Linked DNA regions of Homo sapiens: region 2 is linked to region 1. Evidence: read pairs that join two places in POLR2A ChIA-PET (ENCODE). Cell type or tissue: HCT116. All regions are shown on one strand. Each heading gives the region's core, and the rest is flanking DNA. Links, peaks and the distances in the headings are about the cores only. Region 1 overlaps ZNF664-RFLNA (ZNF664-RFLNA readthrough). Region 2 overlaps ZNF664-RFLNA (ZNF664-RFLNA readthrough).

Region 1 (16,017 bases), core at 8,785-11,284:
TGAAGGGTTTGCGGAAAGAAACAGCTAGAAGTCGGTTTTATGTTGTTCAGGGAATTCGATTCCCCTGGCAGGTAAACTCTGGAATGGGCCTTGAGCGAGATGCACTGAGCATCTGCCTGGTGCTGCCCCGCCTTTTACAGAAAGAGGATGCAGAGAAAAATGGTGCCCACTCCTTCAGCAGGCCAGAGACTGCGGTGTGGGCTGCTTGCTACCTGCCCATCCTGCGGCCAGCCACACCCTCCCCAGTTGTAGGGTCCGCTCTGTTCCCTTCCAACAATGATAAAGCGGGTGTTTCTGGAGCACTCAGAGTAGCCAGGTGCTTGGCTGAGGGCTTGCTCTGGGAGTTCCCCTTCATCCTTGTTCATTTCATGAGACAGCTACTATCATTTCCCCCGACCCCGTGCAGATTCGGGAATGGAGGCTTGTCGTGTTCAGGGAATATGCAAATTTACCCTTGGCCAAGGTTATCCTCCGGGCCGAACCTCGCACCTAAGCAGTCTGTCTCCTCTCTTTGTCATTTCTATATTCTGCACTGTCAGTCTCCCCTTTTCTTTCTCAGGGATCCCTGCCTCTTGTACGTCCTAGGGGCACAGAGCTTAGGCTGATGTGAACGTCCTGTCATGATCAAGCACTTGCCTGTGTTTCTCTCAGCCACCTGAGAAGACAACCCAGGTTCTCGGGTTCTGTGCCTGTGCCAGTGAGGCCTTAGAGGGTGGAGAACTCCAGGATCACACACCTGGCAGACAGATCACCAAATTGGATTTCTGGTAGGACAGGCCGGCACTCAGGTGTTCCCTAATGAGACGAAGCAGTTTCACAGGGGAACCGTGGCATTCCTGGACGTCACCCTCGCTGGCACAAGAAAGCCAGGTAAAGGTGAGACGGGCTTCCTGCCTCGGTCTGCCGTCGGCTGCGGGGTGCCTGCATCCTCCACTGACCCTCTCAGCTTTCTTCATGCACATTAGTGGGGCCTGATTTCCTGTTTTTGGAAACCTTCCAGAACCCTCCTAAGCTGGGCCATTAAGTAACAAGACACACACCACCTTAATTTGCTCTCCAACGACACTCAATTACATACACACATTCTTTTTTCCCCTCCCTCAGGTGTCTTAGCTGCTAAGGCAATAATTTATTCCACAGTAGCCTAGTTTTGTTGTTTTTAAAGGCCAGCCCACTATGGGGTATTTATTCACTGGTTCACCATGAAACTTTTAAAAAGAGAACTGGAAAGCATTTGTGGGAGGGAAAAAGGCTGGGGGCAGAGTAAATCGTTGAGTTCCCTGCCCCACGCCCCCATCCCACCCCCTCCTTCATTCCCTAGGCCATTAAATATATAAAAGCACTAAAGACTGCGTGTTTCGGGGCAGTCTTTCTCAGTTATGGGCCCAGGGCCAAGGGGTATGCTACACATTTTCCCATATAAATTAATACGTTATAATGGGCAACATGAGACGGGCGTGGGGTCACAGTGGCTGAGCGCTCTGGTTCCTCTATACGGCGTCTGTAATTTAAAATTTTACAAAGGGTTTGAGCAAATTCTCAGTTCACAAGGGCTGGAATGTGGCAGGAGCTACTCAAACCGCAGGCAAAACGGCATATTGGCAGCTGGAATATTGAGAAAGAAAAGTTGGCACCAGTTTTGCAATCTTGTGATCTTTCATTAGAGTTTTTTTAAAAATAAGAACTTTAGATGATCAAAAAGATTTAGGGAGTAATACAGCAAAGAGCCACACACTCTCCACTAGGTTAAGAAAGAAAAGGTCACCAGACAAAACAATAGAAGCCCCAGTCCCCCTCCAAAAGTTACAGTTACCCCGAATTTGCTGTTAATTATTCACGTGCATTTTTTGAAACGTGTTTACATAGGCATGAAAATCTCCCCAAACACCACGTATTATATGTTTTCAGCTGTATCTTACTGTATCTACTCTTGTACAGCTTGCTTCTTTCACTCAATATTACAATTTATTTTCTTTTTTTCTTTTTTTTTTTGAGTTGGAGTCTTGCTATGTCTCCCAGGCTGGAGTGCAGTGGCACAATCTTGGCTCACTGCAACCTCTGCCTCTCGGGTTCAAGCAATTCTCCTGCCTCAGCCTCCAGAGTAGCTAGGATTATAGGCGCCCACCACCACACCCTGCTAATTTTTGCATTTTTAATAGAGAGGGGGTTTCACCATGTTGGCCAGGCTGGTCTCCAACTCCTGACCTCAGGTGATCCACCCACTTCAGCCTCCCAAAGTGCTGGGATTACAGGTGTGAGCCACCACACCCGGCCTTAATATTACAATTTCTAACTTCATTCACGCTGACACACACCGCAGTAGTCCATCCACTTTCACTACGGTGTAATGTCCCCTTGTATGAATATTTATTTGTCTATACTCCTGTTGATGGCTACTTAGGTTGTTTCCTGTTTCCATCATGAACAATGCTGCAGGAATACTCTTGTCCACGTCTCCTTGTTTCTCAAGGGTTGTATTTTTCAAAATGAGAGTTGTAGCCATTAATAAGTATTGAAATCAATTTGGTGAGCCATGCCCAGCATTAAAAATAATAGGAAAAAACAGTATTAGAAATGCATCACACATAGTAAGTAATATGTCATGGCACTTTTGCTTCAGAGGTGTGGTGTCTGCATGCATAGGTGCCGGCAGGATTGGGATATAGATGTTCTTCCTGTGGGTCATGATCTGAAGAGTTTGAGAGACATGGCTCTGGGGGATATATTTAGGAGAGAGACTGCAGGCTTACAGAGTGTGCACAGCCTAAGCTTTGCTGGATGCTGCCAAAATGCTTTTCAAATGGTTATACCATTTACACTCAACTTTCATTAAATTTTTGTAGCTCCTTCTTAGGGCTTTAAAGCACAAAGCTTGCTAATGAGAGCTAAGACCTATCTTATTGCCCTGTGGAAGGCTAGACATGAAAATCACAGCATATTAGACAGCTTCAGAGAGCACAGAGATCAATCTCTGCAGCCATTAACGAACCACATTTCCTTGACATTAAAGCTCCCCAGGATAAGCAGATCTGTATCCCGAGAGGGAGTTCCTCTTCTGGGCATGCTGTCTCTCAGGAGGAAGGCAGCAAGTCAGGGAAACAGGATGACAATGACCTTTGCTCTCCCTGTCACCAGCCCCTTTTTATCTCCACATATCTAAAAACTCCAAGAGAGACAGTCTGAAGGTTCAGCCCAAGCAACTCAATCCTCTGTTTAACAACAAGACAACAAAACTCTTTGCAGAAATATAACAGAGTCCAAAGTCTTCACAAATAACTTTCATAAGACCCAAGATGCAATCCAAAATTATTTGACATACAACCAGGTACATGGGGCCCATGTTCTTTTCTTTTCAAGAAAAAAGTCTTTTCTTTTCTTTTCAAGAGAAAAGACAATTTGTGTAGACCAACCTTGAAATGATCCAGACTTTGGAATTATCAGATGAGGATTTTAAAGCAGCTATTATTATTGCATTCAGTATTATAAAGGAAAATATACTCACAATGAATAAACAGATGGGAAATCTCAGCAGAGAAACAGAAACTATAAAAAAGAGTCAAATAGAAATTCTGGAACTGAAACATACAATCTAAGAAACAAAACTATGGATGTCAGCCTGTTCTCTTAACCGCAAGCAAGTAAATCAAGTTCCCTGTTAGATTAGCTTTACCCTAGCCTTTACAGAATGACTTGTCCTCTAGGGAACATAGGTCTAAGTATTTTGCACAAACTATTTTCCTCTGCTGCAATTCCTCCTTTTATAACCCATTTTTATCCTGGGGGAACTCTAACACAGTTTCATTTCCCCTTCCTGAAGCTTCCCTAGCAGCTTTACTCTTCTCTTAGGCAGAGCACTTGCTCCCTTCCCCGTTTCTGTAACAGACATCTATTGTTTCTGCCCGCTCAATATTTATTCCCATATTTTCCTTTTAGGGGGAATCACTGCTCTTCTTTTTGTTTTGTTTTTTTTTTTTTTTTTTTTGAGATGGAGTCTTGCTCTGTCACCCAGGCTGGAGTGCAGTGGCGCAATCTTGGCTCACTGCCAGCTCCGCCTCCCAGGTTCATGCCATTTTCCTGCTTCAGCCTCCTTAGTAGCTGGGACTACAGGTGCCCACCACCACACCCGGCTAATTTTTCGTATTTTTAGTAGAGACGGGGTTTCACCATGTTAGTCAGGATGGTCTCGATCTCCTGACCTTGTGATCTGCCCGCCTCAGTCTCCCAAAGGGCTGGGATTCCAGGCGTGAGCCACCGCACCTGACCGAATCACTGCTTTTCTATATTCAATCCATCTGACTTGAGAGGGGCTGATTCTTCCCTCCTGGCATCATGAATGGGTCCGTGAACCAAACCTGGCCATTCAGTACATTTCCAACCCATGGCCATATAACTGGGTCACTAAATAGGGGCATGGGTCACTAAACAGGGGCATGACCAAAGCCAAGCCAATGTGAGCACTCCATAAGACTTTGGTTGGTATTTTGGGCAAAAGATTCTACTGCTGGTTTTCTAAATGAGTACAATATAAGCCAGAAGCAGCTGGTAGCCACCTTATCACCTAAGAAGGACACCAAAGTCAGGCAAAGCAGAACTAAGGGGTGGAGAGGGGTCAATTCCTGATAACAGTGTTTGAGCACCCACGTCCAGCCACGCCCGAAGCCATCTGCCCTTGGATTTTTCAGTTAAGTGAGTCAGTAAATGTCATTTTCTGTCTCAGTAGGTTTGAGCTGGATTTCTATCACATATTGCTGAAAAGTCCCCATCTCATCTAATTCTCCCAGGCCTAATCACATTCTAGTGAAGAACAGGATGGTAAAGTCCTAAGGGTGGGGACTATTCTGATCAACATTTGCATTGCCGCACCCAGAACACAGCAAGACAGGCAGGAGGAGGTTCTTGATTGCGTTTGCCAAATGAATGAGCAAATTCAATGCATCTTGGAAAACTCAACTTTTTCATTTTCTTATGGTCTGGATATAATGCATTATTTGCACTACTTTATTCAGGTCTCATGAGGTGTCATTGTCCCTGTTTTGCGGCTGGTGACACTGAAGCTACTGGCTGTTTAGTGACTCACCTGAAGTCTTGGAGCTAGTAAATTACAGAGCTGAGATGGTGAGGCTGCGGGAGCTTATCCAGACAACCACTTTCTTGGCTATCAAGACCACTGCTGCCGGGCGCAGTGGCTCACGCCTGTAATCCCAGCACTTTGGGAGGCCGAGGAAGTCGGATCACGAGGTCAGGAGATCAAGACCATCCTGGCTAACACGGTGAAACCCTGTCTCTACTAAAAATACAAAAAATTAGCCAGGCGTAGTGGCAGGTGCCTGTAGTCCCAGCTACTCGGGAGGCTGAGGCAGGAGAATGGCGTGAACCTGGGAGGCGGAGCTTGCAGTGAGCCGAGATCACGCCACTGCACTCCAGCCTGGGCGACAGAGCGAGACTGTCTCAAAAAAAACAAAAAAAAAAGACCACTGCCTCACACCCCACTTGATTGGGGTGAGGAAGGGTGGTGGTGTTATTTTTTTTTAAGTGTTGAAGGAACAAAAACAAAAATTCACAAGTAGGGACCTAATTAAACTAAAGAGCTTCTGCACAGCAAAACAAACTATCAACAGAGTGAACAGACAACCTACAGAATGGGAGAAAATATTCACAAACTATGCATCCAATAAAGGTCTAATATCTAGAATACAAGGAACTTAAACAATTCAACAAACAAGAAACAACCCCATCAAAAATGGGCAAAAGGGCTGGGTGTGGCGGCTCATGCCTGTCATCCCAGCACTTTGGGAGGCCAAGGCGGGTGGATTACCTGAGGTCAGGAGTTCGAGACCAGCCTGGCAAACATGGTGAAATCCCATCTCTACTAAAAATACAAAAATTAGCCGGGCGTGGTGGTGCACACCTGTAATCCCAGCTACTCAGGAAGCTGAGGCAGGAGAATCACTTGAACCCAGGAGGCGGAGGTTGCAGTGAGCTGAGATTGCACCATTGCACTCCAGCCTGGGTGACAAGAGTAAAACTGTCTCAAAAAAAAAAAACAAAAAACAAAAAACAAATGAGCAAAAGTCATGAACAGACACTACTCAAAAGAAGACATACATGCAGCCAACAAATATAGGAAAAAATGCTCAACATCACTAATCACTAAAGAAATGCAAATCAAAACCAAAATGAGATATCATCTCACACCAGTCAGAACGGTTATTATCAAAAAGTCAAAAAACAACAGTTGCTGGCAAGGCTGCAGAGAAAAGGGAGCACTTACACACTATTGGTGGGAACATAAATTAGTTCAGCCACTACGGAAAGCAGTGTGGAGATTCTTGAGGAACTTAGATCTACCATTCGATCCAGTGATTCTGCTATGGAGTATATACCCAAAGGAAAATAAATTGTTCTACCAATTCATCCCAGCACTATTCACTACAGCAAAGAACATGAATCAACCTAGATACCCATCATTGGTGGACTAGATAAAGATGTGGTACATACACACCATGGAATACTACGCAGCCATAAAAAAGAACAAGATCATGTTCTTTGCAGCAACATGGAGGCAGCTGGAGGCCATTATCCTAAGTGAACTAACACAGGAACAGAAAACCATGTTGGGTGTTTTCACTTATAAGTGAGAGCTAAACGGCGAGTGCACATGGACACAAAGATGGGAACAATAGACACTGGGGTTACTAGACAGAGGAGGGTGGCAGGGGGATGTGGGTTGAAAAACTACCCTTCGGGCACTATGCTTACTACCTGGGTGACGGGATCATTTGCACCCTAAACCTCAGCGACATGCAATTTACTCACGTAACAAACCTGCACATGTACCCGCTGGACCTAAAATAAAAGCTGAGAGTGAAAAAGGTGACGAAGGAAACAATAAGGAGAATGTGAGTGAAACACCCAGTTTGGAGGAGAGTAAAGAAAGACTTATTCCTTGGAAAGAGGAATGCAGGCATGCGTGGTAAGGAAACGCGGGTTCATTTGTTTATTAGTTTACATCTCCCTGACAAAATTACAAACAAACAAAATAGGAAAGCGAGTCTTAGAAGAATATATAAAATGCATCCCAAAGAACCAAAAAGGAGTGCGTTTTTAACCACTCGTCATTGGAAATCGACAGCATCATAACTCCTGTGTTAGTCTCCCAGGACCACCGTAACAAAGTACCATACACGGAGCAGCTTAAGCAACAGAAATTTATTATCTCACAGCTCTGGAGGCTCCACATCTGAGATCCACGTGTCAGCGGGGCCATGCTCCCTCACAGGGTGCCAGGGAAGGGTCTGTTCCACACCTCTCTCCAGCTCCTGGTACTTCCTCGGCTGGTGACAGCAGAATTCAGTCTTCCCTCAGGGTCTCCCTGTGTGTGCGCCTCTGTTCCACTTTCTCCCTTTTATAATGAAACTGATCATACCAGACTAGGGGCCCCGCTACTCCAGTATGATCTTAACTAATGACATCTGCAACAACCTCGTTTCCAACCGAGGTCACATTCCGAGGCGCTGGGGATTAGCACTTTGAGGTATGAATGGGCAGGAGTGCAATTCAATCCATAACCCTCCTCTTCACTATGGAATGATATAGCATCAACTTTAAAAAATGATTCCAACTTATCCTTGTTGGGTACCAGTGGGTGATAGAAATCGAGATGAATTTATTGCTGGTAATTTTTGTAGACTCAGTGCCCAGTTCCCAAGTTCCTATTCTCTGTACTATTGCCCTATGTGTGTGCAAACATACTCACACATGCACGTGCACCCACATGCACGTGCACCCACATGCACGCGCACCCATGTGCACGTGCACCCACATGCATAAATGCACAAGTGCACACAGGTGCATGCACATTCAGGCCCATGCAAAGGTGAAATTTCCACCGAGCTACATATAGGGTTAAATCAAGGGGAAGAAAGCAGAACTTGGAAAAACCGACTGTGGGTGTTAAGCAATCCCCCAGCTGTTTGAAAAAGAGTCTGAGGATTTCAGGGAGCCCAGAGTTGGGCCAGCTCCCCAGCCCTCTGGGCAGCCCCCAGGCTCTGCACCCTGCCCTTCCACTTTGCTCCAAGTCTCTCAAGAGCCCAGTGTGGTTGGCGGATGTCTGGGGCAAAGACACAGATGTCATTATTTTGAGCCCCTCCTCAACCCTGCTGCCCCCTGAATGGCCAGACCATAGGTCAAAACCAGGGGTGCAGCTGATGGACCACAGCAGCAAAGATGCTCCATTTCCCTCAAAAAAACACCCCATTGTTTCTGCAGAGCAGCAAAGCCAACCAGGGACTCACCAGGTCCTGGCTGGGGAAGAGAGATCTCAGCTGTTACAGGCGTTGAAGTCAGGAAACAGGACCCCAGGTAAGCTTTGAAGAGATGGGCGGATAGTTCTAGACTTTTTCAAAATTTTGCTTCAGCAGAGAACATTCCTTTTTAACTCATGCGTTTCTAGTTGGTGAAGTAGGCTGGAGCTTTTGCCAAACATAAACTCCAACGCTTCAAGGTGTAAACTTCTAGAGACGAGGGATTCCGGGATTTTTCTTTTGTTGTCTGCAATGTTCTTGTAATTTGCATTTGTCTTTGTTTTGACCAGGCAGAGGAAAATAATGTATGCTCACAGTACCCCTTACGGCGGATCGAGTCGCGGCTCCCTGCCGTCCGTCCCTGCTGCTCTCACCGAAGTGCCTGTAGCGTAGCCTCACCTGCCAGGACTGTCGGCCTTGCTGCAGTGCACAAACAGAGCGTTTTTTTATGGAAATGGGGCACCTTTGCCACTCTGGTCCATCAAGGGCACCTGTGGGCTTCAGTCACATGCTCACCCCTTCTGGTGACTTGGCAGTGCCCACTATGAGAGTGGACAGTGTTTTTTTCCCTTCCCCATTGAAGGGCTCAGCCCAAGGCTTGCCTTAGCTAATGGGATGAGAATGGAGCGAGAGCCACTTCCGATGGCCTTCGTCCCCCTGTCTTCTGACATTCCTGAGGCCATCACTGTCCATTTGGCCTGAGCCTCAGTGGACTTCGGCCCCTCAATGGACATCAGGCCCACAGTGTGCATGACTTCAGGTGGCTCCAGCTGTCAGCCACCAAGTCACTCTGGCTGAGGCCAAGTGGAGCAGAGATGAGGCTGTCCCCACCTAGCCCTACCAAAACAAACGTCAGCAAATAAACATTGCCCTTGTGAAGTGAGGGGATCACTTGTTACAGAGCCCTGGGGACTGCGGCAGCCTGGCTTCTCTCTGGGCTTCCATGATGCTCACTGTCCTTGGTTATCTCCTACCTCACGGACTCGTCCTCCTTCATCTCTTCGGTGGGATCCTCCAGCCCTGAGTACCCCTCAAATGTGCTGGACCCCAAGTCTAACGTCACTTCTTTTTCTACCTCACCTGCCTCTTCTTTTGGGATTTCATTGCTCTCTTGGCTCAAAGTACCATCTATGTACACATTCGGTGCAGACTTCTCACCCAAGCTTCCTAGACATCTCCACTGGAGCTCACAGTTCCCCTGAGTCTGAGCATTAACTCATTGCCTTCCTTCTAAGCCCTTTCTTCCTTCTAAATTCTCAGTCCACCTGTCCTGTGCTAGATGTGCCTTCCTCTCTGTCACATCCTGCATGGAATTGATTGTCAAGTGATAATTACGGTATTGCCCTAAAATTGCTTGAATCTGTTCCACCCACTGATTTAGGCTCCTATCATCTCTCAACAGCAGCTGCTGTAGTCCTCACTGCTCCAATAACAATCTCAAAACTAAAGTGGCTTAACACAGGGAAAATGTGTTTCCCATTCATGCTGACATAGGATGGTCTTCCATATGGTGGTTCAGGGGCCCAGGCTTCTTCCATGTTGTGTCTCCATCCCAGCATCCTTCACTGGATCCTCTGTGTCCAGCTGGGAGACAGAGAAGAGCTTGGAGTTTCTCTCAGGAGCTTTTAGGGCCCAGACCTGGAAGTGGCCATATCACTCTGGCTAATGATCCATTGGCTGGAACTAATCACATGACCCTGCCTAGAGGCAAGGGGTGCTGGGAAATGTAGTCTGTTGGGGGGAGTGGGGAGGAGCCCAGGAAGGAGAGGAACAGGGGATTTAGAGGCCACTGGCAGTCTCCGTTAACCAACTTCCCTGCTCCACAGAGTGACTCATGTTCAATGCCAGGATGGACAGGACACCCTTCTGCTTAGAATCCTGAAGTGGCTCCCTTATCACTTGCCATGCACTGACCCAGGTCCTTAAAATGGCATCCAAGTCCCTTTCTACTCATTTCCTGCCACTTCTTGTCTCTGTTTTATGGGCCAGCAATACCCATACCGCCCAACAAACCTTTGTGTGTGTGCCTTTCATCCTCTCTTCCCCCACACTTACTATGGCTACACTCCGACCTGCCCTAGGGACTCAGCCCTGCTCCTGATGGTCTCTACTACGTGACTAACCCTCACTCCTGGTGCCCCCAGCTCAATCACTGTACCTTGGGTCTTGTCTTAGGTGCTGATCATGATTCTGTCCCTCTCTCCACACTGAGAGCTCCTGCAAGGCAAGAATGATGTTTATTTCTCCCATGTTTCCTTGTTGAGCGCTCAGCACATAAAAAATACTTTTAAAATGTTGATGGACTGAATGGATGGGTGAGCTGCTTTGTCTCTTGCAGAAGGAAAGTTGTGCCAGCCTGTCCAATCAGGGTGCCTGCTGGACCCAGGCTCCCTGGCTAGGGCCATGGCGGCATAGCTCCTGCCGAGGGCAAGATCTGACAACATGCTCATGAGAAGGGATTAGCAGTCCAGGAGATTCTGTCGCCATAATCTGATTCTCAGGATTTCAGATAAGGAATACAGAGAGAGTTGGCTCATCATAACTGAAGCGGAAACCTGGACACGGAGAAGGCAGAGAGTGCTGGGACCATCAGGCGCGGGGCTGTGAGAAGCTTTGTGTGAACATTATGAGTACAAGAAACAGTGGGGAAAAGAAAAAGTCATCAGAGAAGGGGGTGAGGTGGGTGAAGCTGTACAAGGATGGAGTGGCAGAGGCCAGGACAGAGAGTGGCCAGCCCCCCATGCTGGCATGGGACAGATGACCCAGCGTTGCTGAGATCACAAGACACTGATTGCTAGAGCCTGCATTGGTTGTCAGCATCTCCCAGGTCCCCAACTCCCGCACAGGCCCGGGATGCCTGGAGTCCCCTGTTCCCGGGTCCTGTGAGAGTCATCTCACTTTGATTTTCCAACGCAACATTTGGTAGGACAGTTGTTGGTTGGGAAACTTCTTTCACTTCTAGATGGCTCATGGATCTGGGTCTGGAGATGCTGGGATCTGCTGACGGGCCCTGAAATCTTTCTTCCTCCTTCCCTTTCAGAAACAACTCTCAAGAAACCAACTTGCTTGGCTCAGTCTCCCCGAAATCCTGTGGCCTGCAGCCTTTGGAACTGGGTTTATTTATTCATTTGAATTGGATCCTGGCATTTCTTTGTGTTTGTTCTCTCCATAAAGACCTTTTTATTTGGGTCCTGGAGAGCTGTTTACTGCTTAGCTCATGTGACATGAAGATTGTGAGGACCTGGAGGCCTTAACTCCTGTTACTCCCCAGCGAACTCTGCCCTCCAGGGAAACAGGTGGGGCTCCATCCAGATAAGAACAGCCTTTCCAAACAGGAACGACCTCACTCCCCAAACGCAAAGAGCTTAGAGATTAAAAATGCAGGCAACCTCCTACCCACTCATCCCAGGAAGGTGCAGAGTCCTAGGGACCCACTGGGAGAGGGCTGGATTGCTGTAATTAAAAGTACTTTTAAATGAGCATTTTGAAGTTTTCTTGTTCTTGGTTTAAAAAAATTAAAAAGCTAAGAAGGCTGAAACTGGGTAAAGGGGCTTTAGGCGTGGTGAGATGAAGATCCCGGTGAATTTTGGAGAGTGCTGTCAGTCCCGGGCTGTGGGCAGAGGCTGGCTTGACCAGGGGTCCTGAAAGGAGTGGACGGGTCAAAAGCAGACAAAGGAAACGTGGGTCACTCGCATGAGTTGCAAAGGGAAGGAGAGAAATCGAACAGTCCGTCATCAGACAAGTCCAAGGAAAGAGATGTTTTACTTCAAGAACTGGGAAGAACCAAGCATCTTTGAAGATGGAAGGGTTTTGTAGGGAAAGAGGGGAAGATGTTTTGGAGGAGGGTTGAGAAAGCAAGCAAAACTTGGAGGTAAATGAAAAAGGGTCAGACTCAAGAGCGGATGGAAGGGTGGGAGTAGAGATGAAAAATAATATTTGATTTATTGACTGAAGGGTTTTGATGCCGTGGGCAGGGCAGCGAGCGTTTTGCAGGTAATACTCCTCATAGCATCCCCCTGACATAGACAATACTATAGTACCCATTTTCCAGGCTCTCTCACCTGTTACAGGCATTCTCCTCTCCTCGAGGAGAACGAGGCTTACAGAGGTGGGACCTGTCTGTGGCCACACTGGGCAGATGCAGAATAGGATCTCATGAGGTGTCCATCAGAGGAGAACAGCTCATCCTCTGAGGGTGGAGGAAGGATGTCCTGGAGTGGCAATGTCCAATAGAAATAGAATTTGAGGCCAGGCACGGTGGCTCACGCCTGTAATCCCAGCCCTTTGGGAGGCCGAGCCAGGCAGATCCCCTGAGGTCAGGAGTTCGAGATCAGCCTGGCCAACATGGTGAAACCCTGTCTCTGCTAAAAATTAGCTGGGCGTGATAGCACACGCATGTAGTCCCAGCTACTCGGGAGCCTGAGGCAGGAGAATCGCTTGAACCCAGGGGCCGGAGGTTGCAGTGAGCTGAGGTTGCACCACTGCACTCCAGCCTGGGCGGCAGATCGAGACTCCATCTCAAAAAAAAAAAAAGGCCAGGCCCAGTGGCTCACACCTGTGATCCCAGCACTTTGGGAGGCCGAGGCGGGTGGATCACCTGAGGTCAGGAGTTTGAGACCAGCAAGGCTAACGTGGCGAAACTCCGTCTCTGCTAAAAATATAAAAATTACTCGGGAGGCCGAGGCAGGAGAATCGCTTGAACCCGGGAGGCAGAGGTTGCAGTGAGCCGAGATGGTGCCATTGCACGCCAGCCTGGGCGACAGAGCAAGACTCCATCTCAAAAAAAAGAAATGGAATTTGAGCCACAAGTGCAAACTGTGTGTGTATTTTGAATTTCCTAGTGGCCACACTAACAAGGGTGAAAAGAAACAGGTGAACAGGTGAAATTAATTTTCATAATGTAATTTACTTAGCCCAGTATATCTGAAATATTATCATTTCAACACGTGATCAGTATATACAAATTATTAAGGTGATATTTTGCATGATTTTTCCATACTAAGCCTTTGGAATTCGGTGTGTATTTCACATGTGTGGCGTATCTCCATGTGATCCATCTCCACCCGAAGGGAGAAAGCACTCAGTAGCCCCACAGGGCTGGTGGCTGCCATATTGGTAGGCAGAGAACTAGAGAATGACTCCTTCAGGAACTACTAAGCCATATCTTGGGGTCATAAAATGAGGAATCTTCAGGTTGGCTTCAGGCCCAAGACTTGTTACATATTTTTTAAAATAAACTTTTTAATTTGAAATAATTTTAGATTTACAAAACCATTGTATTCTTATGTATCTCAAACTCTAGAATCTTCCTGCGGCAGCTCAGGGTACATCAGCTGGTCCACAGAGTCTGGCATATTCAGGGCATAGGACTTTTGGGGTTTTGAGAAGTCAGACCAAGGCTGACCCAATTACTTGGGTGATCAGAGTCAGAATTCCCCAGAAATTACTCAGGGTATTGAGACTCTGTGGAATGTTCCAGAGTCCATGATAACAGAGGGAGCTGTAAAATATCTAAGTTATGATTCGGTTTTCTAATTACACCCAACTTCCTCTCTGGGTGAGCAACAGCTTCTCAGCTAACATTTACTCCCAAGGTGGTGGCCGGGGAGTGGGCACAGGACAGGAGACACCAGAACAATTGAGCGGTGTCAACAGCCGCTCTGGCCAGAAGTATCTGTCAGCTCCCGACTGACTGCAGCCACCCTGTCCAATAGAAACAGAATTCAAGCTGCATATGTAGTTTTAAATTTTCTATTGGCCACATGAAAAAATAAAAAGAAGTAGGTGAAGATAATTTTAATAACATATATTCCTTAACCCAGCACATCTAAAATATTACCATTTCAACAGGCCAACAATATTAAAAAATACGAATGAGATAGTTTACATTATTTTTTGGTACCAAGTCTTCGAAATCCAATGTGCATTTTATACTTATTTGTATGTCAATTTGCATGTTATATGTTAATGGAAAATTTGTAAAGTTATGTACATTTCATCAGTTATTTAAAAACTGTAAATTCCATAAAAGACTCCGTTCACAGTTGAAAAGCTAGATTCACCTTCTAAAGTTGTTTCAAACATACTTCAAAAGTTTCCTAACAACTGAATCAAGTATCAGTTTTTGAATTTAGGTTGATTAAAATTAAATTAAACTAAAAATCCAGTTTCTCAGTTGCATTGGCCACATTTCAGGGTTCAGTAGCCACATGTGGCCAGCAGCTACCATATTGGACAACAGCCGTTAACACACTGGGCACCTCCTGTTAACACTGGATTTCTTTTTTCAGCTCCAGCTCTGTCTCCTTGCCTTTAGCTTGTCCAAGTAAATCTTCAGACTTGGTTTTCTCATCATCAATTTGTCCTCGCTTTGCACTTTTCACCCAGCGAGGGCTTTGCCAATATGGTTGGCTTATGCCAAGGACTTCCGCTTCTGAGATGGAGACTTGTCTGGGGCATGGCTTGCCTTTGTTTTTCTAGATCCCCATCAACATCGGTCCTTGTGGAAACTACTCAAGGGGCTGTGGTGTAATTTGCAGGTCCTCTGCCCTTAGGAGGAGCACAGAAGTTGATGACGGAAATTGTTCTCTATGGTGCTGTCCTGATTTTTTTTTCCTATCCCCTCCTGAGCATTTGAACTGTAAGCCACCATTTCCAGGGCGATGCTGTGGGTGTGTTTATCTTGGCGTCTCAGGGAGGGGAGCCCTCCCAGCCTTGGTCATGTGGCTGTCAGCACAACACACCTGTTTTCTGTTTCTGGTGGTTGATGGGGACTCACTCACTGAATTTTGGGTCTTCCTTAAGTGCTTAAATTAGAGTAAGCAAATAAATAACAGGGGAAAGGGAGTTTTAGAAATTGTATGTACAAACCACTAAAATTTACTATACAACTTCCTCAGCCACAGATATTTTTCTAGGGAATTTGAACAGAGCCATAAGAAGTTTCTCTTCCTGGCAGGAGACGACCCTGATCTGTTTTCAGCCTAGGGGGCGTTGCACAAGAGTGTTGGTGCTATGACAAGATAGCGGTTCCCAATGTTCTTAAGGAGTTTTTCATCTGGAACCACTTGTGGCACCCTTAGGGTATTTCAAGCATTGAGGCATTCTAAAGATGGCTCATTTGTGGATGGTAGTCCTGATGGTGGTGATGATGGTAATGATGGTGGTGATGACAGTGATGACAGTGATGACAGTGTGATGACAGTGATGACCCTGATGATGGTGATGGTGGTGGTGATGGTGATGGTGATGATGGAGGTGATGGTGGTGATGGTGGTGGTGATGGTGATGGTGATGGTGATGATGGTGGTGGTGATGGTGATGGTGATGGTGGTGGTTATGGTGATGGTGATAATGATGGTGGTGGTGATGATGATTATGGTGGTAATGGTGATGATGGAGGTGATGGTGGTGATGGTGGTGGTGGTGGTGACAATTGGATTAACTGGAACCCAGACCTACCAGAGGACTGCATGGAAAAATGCTTTAGCAATTCATGTCATCTTTCTGGACCTCGGATTTCTTCATGAGTATGACAAGGCCTCTCCCCAGATATTCTCTAGGGTCCTTAACATTTTATTATCCTCAAACTGCAATGCTGTCATGGTGATGGTGATCATGGCAATGATGACAATATTAAGAATTAAAGTGATGCAGAAGGACCATCAGGCATGATAATTCGCCAAAAAAAATCTCTAATGATGTTAATTTTTGA
Region 2 (16,017 bases), core at 8,816-11,315, 67 kb after region 1:
GTTAGGGATGGGGTAGGGAGATACAGGAAATAATATGCAAACCAACAAATAAGGTAAAAGGCTGCAGGGAGAGAACAAGCTGGAAGGGGTCTGCCAGTGGTAGAGAACTCAGGGAAGGTTCAAAGCTGAGATTTTAAGGATAAGAAAGAGCAAGCCCTGTAGAGCCCTGGGGGTGGATCTTCCAGACAAAGAGACCAGGAAGTGAAGGGACAAGCATGGTGTATTCAAGGAACAGCAAGGCCAGTGGGTCCAGAGAGAGGGATGCTAGATTAACTTGAAGAGGTAGGCAGGGGAAGATCAGGAGGGTCCTGGGGAACCTGAGAATGGCGTTTGGATTTGATACTAAGAGCAAAAGAAAGCCGGGGGAGGGGCGGGGGTGGGGCTGTGTTTAAACAGGGGTTGATGTGATTTATGTTTCTGAAAGATCATTCCGGCTACTGTGTGTAGAATGAATTATGGGAGAGAGGATGCAAAGACGAACTGCAGCGAGAAGGCCCCTGAGTGCCGTCTCTTGGGGTCAGCCGCTTGTGGGGTCTGATTGGGCAGGGTGGGGACTCAGAAGTAGAGCGATTCTAAGGGGCACCCCCTCCCCACACTGCCACCCTCTTCCAGCAGCTCATGGCCCATGAGGGTAAGCAGCTGAAACTGCTTTGTACTACTAGAAACAGAATAAAGAAGGAACAAAAGCAACTTGGCCAACTGGGACCCAGTGGGGCTTACATAGCTGGGCCTGCGGAAAGCAAAAACACAGCAACTGCAAAGAGCCGGCCTCGGTGCTCCCTCCCCAGGGCGAGGGCTTCCCGAGGGTCCTTTAGGACCCAGCCTGTCGACGGGTTTTTGGCAGTTGGCAGGGCACGGTCAAAAGGACTCTAGTCTCATGTATCCAGAGTTAGGCAGCGGGGAGGGGTTTGCTGCAATGTGTTTTTGCTTTTGTTTACCCAGGAGGCCTTGCAAGAGGCCCAGGGTTGTGGAATTAATTACAGCCAATTACCTTCCATGTACTAGTTGGGTTTCAGCTTGCTGAAAGCCTCTAGAGGTGGGAGAATTCACAGATGAGCGGCCCAAAAAGGCCTCCTTCCATCCTTCTCACCACCCAGCCTCCTATGAGTTTGCCTTTCACCTCAACATTCTCATTTAAATAAATATGGCCTCCTTATGTCGCCGTTTAAAAATTCTCCAAGTAAGGATTTTTGCAATTAATGTAAAATACATTTCAGAGCCACTTAAGTTTAAATGTTGCCTGTATCCACCTCCCTATATCTGTGCTTATAAACAAATGATAGAAGATGCCCCTAAAAAATGATCCAAATCTCAAAAAATATATAAAATGTGTCATAACCACCAAATAGCAAAGCAATCATAGTAGAAAACACTCTCATCTGTAAATAATAATAAGCCCATCTTCTTTTCAATCACTTTATCCTCTTTCTAATATCCATGTCTTTTTTTTTTTTTTTTTGAGATGGAGTCTAGCTCTGTTGCCCAGGCTGCAGTGCAGTGGCACAATCTCGGCTCACTGCAACCTCTGCCTCCCGGGTTCAAGCTGAGGTTCTCCTGCTTCAGCCTCCTGAGTAGCTGGGATTACAGGCGTCCACCACCACGCCCAGCTAATTTTTGTATTTTTAGTAGAGACGGGGTTTCACTATGTTGGCCAGGCTGGTCTCAAACTCCTGACCTCATGATCTGCCCACCTCGGCCTCCCAAAGTGCTGGGATTACAAGCGTGAGCCACCGCGCCTGGCCTCTAATATCCATGTCTTATTACATTGGCTTATGTGGCTTAACCAGAACAACATTCAGCAATGCAGTGATAACAGGCACTCTTGTCTTGTTTCTAATTTTTAATGGGAATGTCTCCATGGCTTCATCATTTAATATGATGCTGACCGCTACTCTTACAATAAATTGTCATATAAATAAAAAATATTAGGCCGGGTGCAGTGGTGCATGACTGTAATCCCAGCACTTTTGAGAGGCCAAGGTGGGTAGATCACTTGAGGTTAGGAGTTCAAGACAAGCCTGGCCAACACAGCGAAACCCGGTCTCTACTAAAAAAATAAAAATTAGCCGGGTGTGGTGGCGGGCGCCTGTAGTCCCAGCTACTCGGGAGGCTGAGGCAGGAGAATCGCTTGAACTCAGGAGATGGAGGTTGCAGTGAGCCGAGATCACACCACTGCACTCCAGCCTGGGCAACAGAGTGAGACTCTATCTCAAAAAGAAAAAAAAAGAAAAAAGAAAAAATAGTTTCTAAGTTTTATCACTGTTATTTTTAAATTTTTTAATATAAAGGGAGGATAAAAACAGATCTACTGAGAAATTACTCAGAAATTCTTTCCCAGTCCCCAGATACCCAGTTCACCTTCTCACCTGCAATCTCTGTTCTCGCTTAAACGACAGCAATTTACTTCTCCCAGTTCTGGAGGCTGGAAGTCCACAATCAAGATGGCACCAGGTCTGGTTTCTCTTGAGGCTGCTCTCCTTGGCTTGCAGATGGGGGCCTTCTCACAGGGTCCTCACGTGGCCTTTCCTAGGTGCACACACATCCCTGGTCTCTCTCTCTCGCCTAATAAGAACATCAGCTGTACTGGGTTAGGGACCCTCTCTTACAACCTGATTTACCCTTAATTACTTCCTCAAAGGTTCTACCTCCAAATACAGTCCCATGACGGGTTAGGGCGTCAACATATGAATTTGGAGGAGGGACACAATTCAGTCTGTAATAATTCACCCTCTGGTCCCCCAAATTCATATCCTTCTCACATGCAAATTACATTCAATTCCAATAGCCCCAAAAGTCTTAACGCATTCCAGCGTCAACTCTAGGTGCAGTCTCGTCTGAATATCTAAATTAGGTATGGGTGAGGCTTAACACATGATTCATCCTGAGGCAAAATTCCTCTCCGGCTGTGAACCCGTGAAACCAGACAAGTTATGTGCTTCCAAGACACAGTGGTGGGACCAACATGGGATAGACATTCCCATTCCAAAAAGGAGACATCGGAAAGAAGAAAGGGGTGATAGGTCCCAAGCAAGTCCAAAATCTAGCGAGGCAAATTCCATTTGCTCTTAAGCCTCAAGAATAATCCTCTTCAGCTCAGCATCCTGCTTTCCAGGCCCACTGGGGCAGTAGCCTGTAGTCCGGGCGCCATGGCCCGAGGCAGTGGCCCCACCCCCAAGGCTCTGAGCAACAGTCTGACCCTTTGAAACTAAGAAGGACACAGCTTTGTTCCCTTGTCTGTGGTGGCAGTGCCAGCCCTGCCAACCTCTGAGTTGCCTCCAGCGTCCTCCTCTTTTCTTAAAGGATAGTGCATGTTCACAGATGAATAACTCTACTGTCCTGTCAAATTCCAGGACATCCATCTCCACGGGACACTATGTCCTGTCTCTGTCCCCATTGGTCCAGGCCTGGCAGTGTCTCTGCTGGTATAATCCCATCTCTATGGCTAACTTCTGCTGAAATGACTGATTAAATCCACACATCGCACCCACAATATCTGTATAAAATGAATTTCCAGCCACACCCTTGCTGTTCTCTCCAGAACCTGCTTCCTCACTTTTTGAAATATAAATAGGCTGAGAATTTTCCAAATCTTCAAGGTCTAGTTCCTTCTTGCTTAAAATTCCTTCAGTTTATATTTCTCTGTTCTCTCACATTTTGCAATAAGCATTAAGGAGAAACTAGGCCACACCTTCAACACTTTGCTTAGAAATTTCTACAGCTAAGGCTGGGTGCAGTGGCTCACACCTGTAATCCCAGCACTTTGGGAGGCCGAGGCAGGTGGATCACGAGGTCAGGAGTTTGAGACCAGCCTGGCCAACATGGTGAAACCCCGTCTCTACTGAAGATCCAAAAAGTAGCCGGGCATGGTGGCACGTGCCTGTAATCCCAGCTACTCCAGAGGCTAAGGCAGAAGAATCTCTTGAACACAGGAGGCAGAGGTTGCAGTGAGCCGAGATCACACCATTGCACTCCAGCCTGGGTGACAGGGTGAGACTCCACCTCAAAAAAAAAAAAAAAAAGAAATTTCTTATCCAAGTTCATCATGTTTAACTTCTCCTTTCTCCACAAACACCAGAATACAATCCAGCCACGTTCTTTTCCACTTTATAACAAGGGTCACCTTTCTTCCAGTTCCAATAACATGTTCCTCCTTCCCATCGGAGCCCTCACCAGAATCACCTTTCACATCCATGCTTCTACCAACAGTCTCTTCAAGGCAATCCAGGCTTTTTCTAACATGCACCTCAAAAATCTTCCTCCTCCACCTTTTACTCAATTCCAAAGCCACATCCACACTTTTAGGTATTTGTTAACAGCAGCACCCCACTTCTTGGTATCAAAATCTGTGTTTGTCAGGGCTGCCATTACAATATACCACAGAATGCGTGCCTTAAACAATAGAAATTAATTTTATCACAGTTCTAGAAGCTGGAAGTCTAGGATCAAGGCGTTGGCAGTTGGGTGTTCCCCAAGACCTCTCTCCTTGCCTTGCAGATGACCACCTTCTTGCTGGGCCCTCACACAGCCTTTTCTTCTGTGTGCACACATCCCTGGTGCCTCTTCTTGTGAGGACACCAGCCATACTGGATCCGGGACCCACCTCATGACCTTATCTAGCCTCAGTTACCTCCTTAAAAGCCTTATCTCCAAATATAGTCACATTGGGGTTAGGGCTTTAACATATGAATTCGAGGGGGACACTATTCAGTCCTTAACAACAAGCAAAGAGATGGATAGATGATTGATAGATGCATAGATAGACAGATGGATAAGATAGATAGATAGATAGATAGATAGATAGATAGATAGATAGATAGATAGATAATAGAAAGTCAAAAAATCAATCAGGGCCAAGCTCAGTGGCTCACGCCTGTAATCCCAGCACTTTGGGAGGCCAAGGTGAGTGGGTCACTTCAGGCCAGGAGTTCAAGACCAGCCTGGCCAACATGGTGAAACCCTGTCTCTACAAAAATACATTAGCTGGGCATGATGGCACACACCTTAGTCCCAGCTACTCAGGAGGCTGAGGCACAAGAATCGCTTGAACTTGGAAGGTGGAGGTTGCAGTGAGCCGAGATCGCGCCACTGCACTTCAGCTGGGGGTGACAGAGCAAGACTCTGTCTCAAAAAAATAAAAAAGAAAAAAATTAATCAATAGATAAGTAGATAATAGATTGATAGATAATTGATAGATAATTGATCGATAAATAGATATATTGATTGATTCCTCCTTTCTTCACAAATGGCAGTATGCTATTCACATCTTGCCTTTTATGTTTAACACTCCATCTTGGAGATGTTTCTATGCCAGGATATTAAATGTTGTCTAGTTTTTGATGGATCATAATTTATGAATGGACTTCAGGTTGTTTCCAATATTCTGCTATTAGGAGTAAGCTTCACTATGTAACCTTGTCCAAGTGTTATTTCACACCTGTGCATATCACTGTAGGATAAATTCCTAGAAGGGGTGTGTGCATTTGTTATGTTAACAAATTGCCCCCAGGTGCGGTTGAAGCCCTGACGTTCCTACCAGCAATGGGCCAGCATCCTTGGTGCCCCAGCTTAGGACCCACAGCATTCTCTCTAACTTGCACATTTACCAGCTTGACAGGCAGTGGAAATGGTAACAGGGTCTAGTTTCGATCTTCAATTCTATTAGGAGGAAGGCCAGGGATCTGCTGATAAACGTAAGGGCCATTTGAACAGTATTTTCCTGTGAATTCTGTCCATATCCTTTGCCTTTCTGCCCAGTGTGTTACTGTCTTCACACGGATTCGTCCGAGTGTGACCCACAGCCAGGCATTATTTTCAGTTTGCAGACCCACATTCCTTTCGCAGCTTCTATCGTGCCTGTCTGGGTTTGTTCTGGTTTCTTCTTCAGGATGTCGCCCATTGTTTGGTTCCCATTTTTCTCATTCTTGTCTTATCACCATCTCTTTTTGTTTTCTCTCCTTCTGCATTCTAGGAGAGCTGCTTAAACTTATCCTAGATAGGGTATTTTCTCTATTCTTTCTTTTCTTTTCTTTTCTTTTCTTTTTTTTTTTTTTTAGAAACGGGCTCCCTCTGTCATCCAGGCTGGAGTACAATGTCACAATCATAGAGCATTGCAGCCTCAAACTCCTAGGCTGAAGTGATCCTCCTGCCTTGACCTCCGACATAGCTGGGACTACAGGCTACAGGCAGGCATGTGGCACTTTTTATTTTTTAGGGACTCGAGTCTCGCTATGCCACTCAGGCTGGTCTCGAACTCCTGGGTTCAAGTGATCCTCCTGCCACAGCCTCCTGAGAAACGAACTACAGGCATGCACCACCACACCCAGCTGGTAGATAGGGTATTTTTAGCTACGTACAGCAGGACACCCTCCTGCAAGTGACTAAAACAGTAGGAATATTCATTGTGTCTCATAACAAGGGGGGCAGAGGTAGAAAACTCCAGGACTGGCTAACTCAGTAACATCATAGCTTAAATCCAGGTTCCTTCCCTCTTTCTTCTCTGCCGTCTTTGGTGGATAGAGGGAGGACATAGTTACAGGCATTGTGTGCAGGTAAGATAATGTCTCAGAAAAAAACCACTTCCTCCACGTGCTTCCTCCTCCTGGTGAGGAGACCCTTCTCCACATGTCCTCCTGCAGAGGCCACCTCATGAGTCCTGGGCTGGCTGGGCATCCTATGACCAGGCCTAAGAGGGTCATTGCTGAAGGCGAATGAGAGCATCGTGGTTGACTTAAGCAACAGAGATTCACATCCTGGGGCCAAAGAGGGGCCAGCGCCCGCCCCCTAGAAGGGCTCAGGACTCTGAGGAAGATAAGGATTCCGTTAGCCTGGAAAATGTTGAGGTGGGAACATGGCTCTTGTTTGGCAAACAATAGTTCCCCCTCATTTCTGGACATCATTGATTCAATTTTCTACTGTTTCACTTGTTTCTGCTGCGAATGCCGCCGTCCGTTTTTCAGGTGTATTTCCTCAGGGCCTTCCTAGACACACGGAGCTCCCTGGCTGTTTCTGCCTTCATCTTTGCCATGTCTCCTTTTCATTGCAATCCTGTGTCTTTGCATCTAAGTTTATCTCATTTTAAGGTCACATGTCCTTGAATTTTATTGTGAACACAAGACAGCTTTCTGTAATTTACTTCCATTTCTGGTAGAAAATCTTTTGCAAAAGTATGTTTTTCCTCTTGGGGGCAAAGTTCGCTGTCTTTCCTACTGCAGGATCATTTCCTGCAATCATAGGGCTTTTCATTTTCTGATGCTCTGCCTTGGAGGGATGCTGGCTCTCGGGTGCCCTTCCGCATCCACCTGGTTGCTATTAGAACCCTCCGTTCTGATCTCCACGCCAAAGCCTTGGCTGTGAAGACCCAACCTCGAGCCAAGTTCCCAGCGTCTGGCAGGCATTTTTCTGGAGGGGCTCTGCTGGCTCAGGAGGCATCTTCCACTTCTGCTGCCTGATTGCCTGACGATCCAAAAGGAAATTTATTCATAGATAATTTGAAACAGTCTGAAAGTCCTTCCAATGCCAGAGAGAGTGCATAAGAATCAGCAAGCCCCCGAGGGTAGCGCTCCCACAGCTACCCTGTCTTCACCCTTCCTGTCTTCCAGCTTGACATCCCACAAAGCAATGACCGATGACCACCACCCATCCATGACCACCTCGGCCCAGGTTCATTGCTGGGGATTATTAGAGTCCCCGACTGTCTATGGAAAGGGAGGTATGAATGGAGGGATGAGGTGGGAGATGTCCGTGGCTGTCCCCAGAACACAGCCCCTGCGAAGCTGGAGGTGCTGCCCTCTCCATGGTCAGAAACAGCCCGTGGTGTTGAGCCAAGCGTTTGCAGCCAGTGGAAGCCGCTTCCTGCCTTTCCACTTGGCCTGCCATTTTGCCTGGTGGTGCCATTTAGGGCTTGCCTCTTGGAGTGTTATGGCAGAGGCCAGTATTCCCAGTGGTCACAATGATTGCAGTTCCCTCCAATCCTGCAGGAGCGGGGAAGGGCAAAGCTGATTCCCTAGATGCTCTGTGTGTTTTCATTTTTGTTTCTTAAGAGTTCATTGAAGCTTTTTTTCCCCTTTTGTTTGTTTGTTTTGCTAACATGCTGAGAGAAGAGAGAAAAATAAATCATCAAGACCTTTGTTTTTCTCCATATGAATCTCCAGCTGGTTCCTATTCTGAGATCCTGTTCCTGTCATCATCACCAACTTCTGATGATTCCACAGGCAAAGCGGGTGGTGTTTTTTTCCATTAAAAAAAAAAATAACTCTCTCAAACAGAAGCCCTGAAACTGCTCCCTTCCCTCGGACACCCACAGGCCATCTGAAATACTTGCCATTTGCACAATATCCCAAGGGTGGCCCTCGGATGGCTCTCATTGTCACCAGAAGGACAGCACGCCCGTGTCCCAGCAGCTTGGTGGCAGCTGGAAGTATCTCCTTCGGTCTGTACTTCTTGGCAGTGCCCTTCTCAGCCTGCACCATCTGTGCTCAGCCCAGCCTCATTTCTGGGTAGGGTGGGTTCCCTTTTCTCTTTCCCGTCTCTGTTGGAGGATTTTCCACGGCTGTGCAGTCAGGGTGGGCCCACCGGTCATGAAATCATTGCCGCTGACCTTGCAGGAAAGGTCTTCCACTGGGGCTGACCATTCTTACACATCCTCCTCTGGAACTGGCTGAAGTGGCTGCCTCCAAGCTGGCCGGGTGGCCACGTTTTCCTCTACTGAGTCACCCCCCAGCCCAGGATGCCCCGTAAATGGGCTCTCTGCAAAACGAAGCTGTTGGTTTTGTGCCAAGATGCACAGCATCAGAGGTCAAGGTCAGTTGCACATAGGACAACCATGAAGTCTGTGCTTGCTAGTACTCCGCGGGTAGCTCACACGCCAGGGGACGTGATCAGTGTGTATTATTCTCAAATGGATGGTGACCATTGTGGTTGATCATTAAAAGCTGTAGGCTTCATTTTTTTCCCAAGAAAAACAAATGCTTTTAAAGAGAATGTAGAACATATGTACATCCTGAAAGCTTTTGGAAATGAATACTTTTCTTTTTCTTCAATAATGGGCTATTATACTTGATTTTCCAAAGATCACTACCTTATTTTCTTGAATATCCTTATGAGGTCAGAGAGACCATTTTTTTTCTCATTTTACTGATGAAATGAGGAAACGGAGGCCTAGAGAGATTAATGGCCCTGAAGCCAATATGGGAACACACATTCTCAATATGTCTAACAGGACCTGTTTCCTGTACCACCATAGCTCAACTCTCATGAGACTCTACTGAGTAAATATCTCCCAACAGGAGGGAAAGAAACTAGCACTCACCGATCACCCTCTATGTCCTAGAAACTCCCATAAGCACTTTTTCTCGACTGTTTGCATTTTCAATAATTTAGCACTCAGATCAGAGAGGTTAAGTAACTGGCCCAAAGTCACCCAGCTAGTAAGGAACGGGGCTGGGATTTGAATGCAGGGGTGTTTGACGCCGAAGCCAGAGCTTTGTCCCCGAGCCTTCTGAGCTCAGCAAGCAGGGTAGATTTGGGAGAAAGGAGATGAAGGAAGTGAACAGATGACTAGGCAGATCAAATAAACCAATCGCCAAGATTCAGATCTTTGCCTGGAGTTAGACCATCGTGTCTGCCATTGAGCAACCTGAAAATTCTCCACCTGGCTTCCCACAGCACTTTTGAAACTGGCCCCACAAGTCCACCAAATCTATCAGCACCAGGCATGGTTCTGCAAAGGTGCCCACCCCACCAGGTGCAAAGGGAGGTAGACAATCTTTGGGCTTTCCTTTCTGATTAACTGGTCCTTAGGGGGTTCATTTGCTTGTTTTTGTTGCTTTTTTTTTTAACTAGAATCTAAAAGGTTGATTATTTCAGGCTTTCATTATGAAGTGTGCAATATCACCCCAGTCTTCATATCTTCATACGCCAATACTAAGGTTCTCTGATGGCGATAGCATGATCATAGGACACAGGCGAGGCGCTTTCTTTTTTTTCTTTTTTTCTTTATTTCTTTTTTTTTTTTTTTTTTTGAGACAGGGTCTCACTGTCACCTAGGCTGAAGTGCAGTGGTGGGATCTTGGCTCACTGCAACCTCCGCCTCCTTGGGCTTAAGAGATCCTCCCACTTCAGCTTCCCAAGTAGCTGGGATTACAGGTATGCACTACCATACCCAGCTAATTTTTGTATTTTCAGTACAGATGGGGTTTCACCATGTTGGCCAGGCTGGTCTCAAACTCCTGAGCTCAGGTGATCCGTCTGCATGGGTCTCCCAAAGTGCTGGGATGACAGGCGCTTTATTGGATTCACGTTCACCTCCATTAATTCACATGAGAACCCCAGGGACAGCTTCTCATCCACATCTTAGAGATGGAGACTCTGAAGCCCGAAGGCATTCTGGTGACTCAGGTTGAGGTTCAACTCTTAGTCTCTTGACAGTGAAATTCCCCGGTGGGGCCTCCTCCCACAGGAAATGCCACCACCATCTGGGCATGCCCCCACCTCACTTTGCCCCGCAAATATTTCAGAAGTGTCCTCAAGTATCACCTCTGTACCACCAGATCACACTTACTCGCTGTGGAAGAGAGGTTGTGAGCTGGAATCCATGGCAGGGGAAGACTTCCTCTCCCAACACTGACAGGCAATTGTTGGGATGTCCTGGCATTTGGGGTGGTGAGCCTGAGCCTGGAGGGACAGGCTGAATAACGGCCCCCAAAGATGTCCCCAGAATTTGCAAACATTTGACCTCACATGGTTAAAGGGACTCTGCAGATGTGGTCACGTGAAGGATCTTGAGGTGGGGGATGGTAGTGGGTTATCCGAGTCAGCCCAATGTAGTCCCAGGGCCTTTATAAGAGGGAGGCCAGGGGGTCGGACTCAGAGAAGGAGATGTGACCACAGAAACCCAAGTCAGAGTGATGTGGCTGGAAGCCAAGGAATGTGGCAATCTCTAGAAGCTGGAAGAGGCAAGGAATGAATTCTTTCCCAGAAGCCAGATGTAGTGGCTCATGCCTGTAATCCCAGCACTTTGGGAGGCCAAGGCGGGTGGATTGCTTGAGCTCAGGAGTTCGAGACCAGCCTGGGCAAAATGGTGAAACAACATCTCTACTAAAAGTACAAAAAAAAATAGCCAGGTGTGGTAGCTCATACCTGTAGTCCCAGCTACTTAGGAGGCTAAGGTGGGAGGATGGCTTGAGCCTGGGAGGCGGAAGTTGCAGTGAGCCAAGATCGTGCCATTGCACTCCAGCCTGGGCAACAAAGCCAGACCCTGTCTCAAACAACAACAAATTCTCTCCTAGAGCCTCCAGAAGGAGCAGCCCTGCTAACGCCTTGATTTCAACCCCATAATACCCATTTTGGACTTCTGCCCTCCGGAACTTGGGATAAGGTGACACATTTGTGTTGTTTGAGGCCACTAAGTTTGTGGCAGTTTATTACAGTCGCAAGAGGAAACTCATGCACACAGCATTATAGACTCAAGTCCAGTGGCTGGGGCTCCACCACACAAAGGAAATGCATGGCCTATTGGCCCATGAAGTCACAAAGGTCACTACCAGTGTCAGCTACACCAGATGACATGACAAGTTCCCCTTTGGGGTTGAAATACACCCAATCACATTCACCTGCAGTTTGCTGCTAGCATAGCCTTAGGGTCAGAAATCGGTCATTTCCCCTTATGCAACAATTTCAATCCATTTTAAAATTATTATCATTTTTTAGAGACAGGGTCTGGCTATGTTGCCCAGGCTGGACTCAAATTCTTGCACTCAAGTGATCCTCCCATTCAGCTTCCCGAGTGGCTGGGACTACAGGCGCACACCACCATGCCTGTCCAAGCCATTTTATATGAATTCTTATGAGAAAATACTCCGCACCACCTCATTTTTTCCATGAATGTGGTAAGGTCTTGGTCCAGGAAACAGAAAAAAGAAAAGTATCACACTGTTTCCGAATGCAAGAGAAATTAATTAAATCCAAATTTTCACAGAACATTAAAAGTTGAACACAACTCAAAACATACTTGAGATTCAGATTGGATTTCAAAACACTTTCTGAGAAGACAACCAAAAAAAATCCCAAACGACTTTTCTTTAGATGGTTCTCCCAAAATACCCCGAAGGGAGCGAGAATGGAATGGTCAAAGAAGGCAGGTGGCAAAAGTCTGTGGGGTTTTAGGGGAAAGTGAAAAAAAAAAAAAAGAAAGAAAGAAAAAAGAAAAAAAAGAAAAATTTAGGGTTGTCTCTTGGTTCTCAGTAATCCCGGGGTTAGACAGACACTGCTGGATGAAGTGAACATCAGGAAATACCTCTGTGGAATGTGAAACCGAAGCAATTTGAAACAGGGTATGGGTTAGCCAGCCGGGGAGGTGGCGTTGTTCATTTGGAAGTGCAAAGCAAACTATGATTTCATGGAGGGAGCTTGCTGGGAATAGGCGTTCATGGGCTGGATCTGGGGAGTCTTCTCTCAGGAAAGGGAACCTGTGGAGGCTCATTTTTCTCAGTCAAGACACAATTATCATCTCTGAGACTCTCCTGTGATTGGAAGGTCTCTCCAGAGAACACCCAACCTCATAAAAATGATGCCAATAGACAGAGTGCAGTGGCTTATGCCTGTAATCCCAGCACTTTGGCAGGCCAAGGCAGGAAGATCGCTTGAGCCCAGGAGTTTGAGACCAGCCTGGCCAACCCAGCAAGATCTTGTCTCTACAAAAAATAAAATAAGTTGCGTGTGGTGGCACACACGTCTAATCCCAGCTACTCAGGAGCTGAGATGGGAGGATGGCTTGAGCCCAGGAGGCAGAGGTTGCAGAGAGCCAAGACTGCACCACTGCACTTCAGCCTGGGTGACAGAGCAATACCTTGTCTCAAAAAAAAAAAAAAAAAAAAAAAGTAGAAACAATCCAATATCCAAAAAAAGGAAAGTAAACAAGTTATGGTACATTCATGTGTTTAAATATTATACAGCAATTAAAATCATGTTTCCAAAGACTATTTAAGGACCAGAATGAGTCTTAATAAAATAATATTATGTGAAAAAGACAAATATAATGAAAATTCCATTGGACTCAATAATTATGTATTTGCACAGGTTGACAGTTTTGTGGAGGATGGTCAGTGTAGGGGCTTTGGAATTAGAGTGATTTCCATCGGGGGTCTGGTGCTGTCACTTCTTAGCCATGTCAATGTGGTAAATTATTCCCTCTCTCTGACTTCATTATCTCACCGGTAAGATGGGCTGGGACTGGATGAAGTGATTACAATGCTTGTGAAATATTAAGTGGCAAAGCAGCTGTTCCTGATCTGTTCAGTATTATTACCATCAAGGTTTCTTATCTCTACCACTATTATTTCTCTGTCCTCCAGTTACTACCTGAGCAATTCTGTGCCTTGGCCCCATCCCAGAAGTTACCATATTTTTTAGATGTAACAAAGGCAGCTCCAATGCTGAGTGCTTGTAAATATCAGCCCTGGAGCACGTGGGCCTCCAAGGCAGCCTCCTGATGCTAGTGCAGATGGATCCTGACAACCTGCAGCCTGCCTGGGCTGGGTGAGATATCAGAGGTGTGGAGGGCTGGGGAGCAGGGTGCTGTACGGCCATTAAAGGTCAACACTGAAGGTGTGTGGTAAGTTGAGATAGCCCAGTGCTGCTGGTAATCAGTCAGGCCCCACCCCACCCTTCCACCCAGGTCTGCAAAGCAGAAGATGCTTTTGTCATCAGGGAGGCAAGGAGAGGCTTCCTGTTACTTGTATAGTTTCCCAGCTCTACAAAGGGAATGAGGGTGCAATAAGGGTGATCAACAGTAATAACAGAGTGTTATACATTATATACAAGATGGCATATATAATAGTATACATATTATATGCAATAATTATATGTAATGTAGTATATATAATACTGTATTAGTCTGTTTTCACACTGCTAATGAAGACATACCTAAGACTGGGTAATTTATAAAGGAAAGAGATTGAATGGACTCACAGTTCCACATGACTGGGGAGGCCTCCCAATCATGGCAGAAGATGAAGGAAGAGCAAAGTGACATCTTACATGGCGGCCGGCAAAGCGAGAGCATGTGCAGGGAAACTCTCCCTTATAAAACCATCAGATCTCATGAGACTTATTCACTACCAGGAAAACAGTATGGAGGAAACCATCGCCATGATTCAGTTACTTCCCACCAGGTCCCTCCCACACCATGTGGGAATTGTGGGAGCTGCAATTCAAGATGAGATTTGAGTGGGGACACAGTCAAACCATAACAAATACATAATAGCTAAGTATATTATATATATTATATAGTATATATAGCATATAATTAATAAAATAGTTAATATATTCTATATAGTAGATATAACTATTATGATTATAATTATATTATTCTCTATTAGATAATACATAATACTTATTATGATTATAGTTATATTATTCTCTATAAGATAATATATACTTACGACTAATATTATTACAGTTATCTTATTCTCCATTAGATAATATGTAATAACTGTAACTATTATGATTATTATTCTGTTCCTGAGTTTGTCTTTGGTTATTCTCTGGAGCACTCAAGAGCTTGGCTTCAGCAGATGGGGCCCCTAGATGCCAGCCTCACTCCTGCCTGGTTAGACTGATATATGTATGCAAGACTCTTCCAGCCTCTGCTTCTTTAACAGTGAATGCTGGGAGCAAGCAGCATTTCACAAATGCATGTTACATGCCAGACACTCCCCCTGCATATCCCTTCAAAGCATTGCCACAGCACTGTGGACTGGGTGTCGTTCTGTGATATATGCCAGGATATATTATGTTCTGTGGGAGGCTGCCATCCACTTGTCCGTTCCCTGTACACACTGCCATTCCCCCCGAACACTGGGAACTATGCTACCCCCTTGAAGGTTTTGACTAATCATGTCGTGCCATCCCAGTGCTTACCTTTGAAGAGGTCTAGAAGTTTCTACTTCTCTTCCCTTGAAATATTTGCTCTGGGGACATTCCCTCTTGGAGTCCAGCCACATGGAGAGGCCAGGTATAGGCACTGACGCTAACAACCCCAGCTGAGTTCCCAGCCCACAGCCAGCATCAACCACCAGCTGTAGAAGTGCGCCGTCTTGGACACCAGCCCAGGTGGGCCTTCAGATAACTTTAGCTCCAGCCAATATCTGACTGCAGCCTCAGGAGACACTGTCAGCAAGAACAGTGACAGCCTCGTCTACTCATACCTTGTGATATGGTTTGACTCTGTGTCCCCACCCAAATCTCACCTTGAATTGTATTCCCATAATTCACCTGTGTTGTGGGAGGGACCCAGCGGGAGATAATTGAATCATGGGGTGGTTCCCCCATGCTGTTCTCATGGTAGTAAATGAGCCTCATGAGATCTGATGGTTTTATCAGGGGTTTTTGCTTTTGTGTCTTCCTCATTCTCTCTTTGTCTGCTGCCATCCATGTCAGACAGGACTTGCTACTCCTTGCCCTCTGCCATGATTGTGAGGCTGCCCCAGCCATGTGGAACTGTAAGTCCAATTTTTTCTTTTGTAAATTGCCCAGTCTCGGGTATGTCTCTATCAGCAGTGTGAAAACGGACTAATACACCATAGAACCGTGAGAAATAGTAACCAACTATTGTTTTAACCACCATATTTTGGGGTGATTTTTTAGTGCAGCAATGGATAACTAGAACATACTTGTTTCCCATTTGCAGTTGGGGAAACTGAGATCTCGGAGGTGAAAAGACTTGCCCGATTCAGTTGCTAAGTAGCAGAACCAAGATTCCTGGAGCGCAGGTTCCTGACCGTCAGGCCACACAGCCTCTGCACCAGGCTGGAAGAGGGAACACTGTGGGATGCGAAAGCTTCCCGTGTATTCAGGAAGCTCTAAGATGAGCCGGCGAACGTGAGAGCCTGAAAGAGGGGTGACAAAGAAGCATGGCTCTGCCCGACACTCGCAAGAGGGCAGGGAGATGGGGCCCAACTGGCTTATTGAGTGACTCAGGGAACTATCGAACGGTCACAGGACATCACTTTGCGGGATAAA

What was found. ChIA-PET counts read pairs that join two places held together with the same protein. Peaks named below come from ENCODE experiments on the same cell type or tissue, not always from the same donor. Only the 100,000 strongest peaks of a DNase experiment are listed, where the experiment ranks them.
Region 2: POLR2A ChIA-PET joins it to region 1 with 5 read pairs; 3 of 35 experiments call an interaction of 5 or more read pairs at or near these places.

The regions. Positions count from the first base shown.
Region 1 is chr12:124,234,637-124,250,653 of GRCh38, reverse strand. The region is part of intron 3 of ZNF664-RFLNA (ZNF664-RFLNA readthrough); the gene reads right to left. Among named protein-coding and RNA genes, the nearest start is that of RFLNA, 52 kb to the left of the region's middle. RefSeq lists an enhancer at 8,438-9,340. In HCT116, for the core only: no CTCF peak of the experiment used is centred there; a DNase peak (open chromatin) is centred at 9,993.
Region 2 is chr12:124,167,284-124,183,300 of GRCh38, reverse strand. The region is part of intron 3 of ZNF664-RFLNA (ZNF664-RFLNA readthrough); the gene reads right to left. Among named protein-coding and RNA genes, the nearest start is that of RFLNA, 120 kb to the left of the region's middle. RefSeq lists an enhancer at 779-1,284. In HCT116, for the core only: no CTCF peak of the experiment used is centred there; no DNase peak of the experiment used is centred there.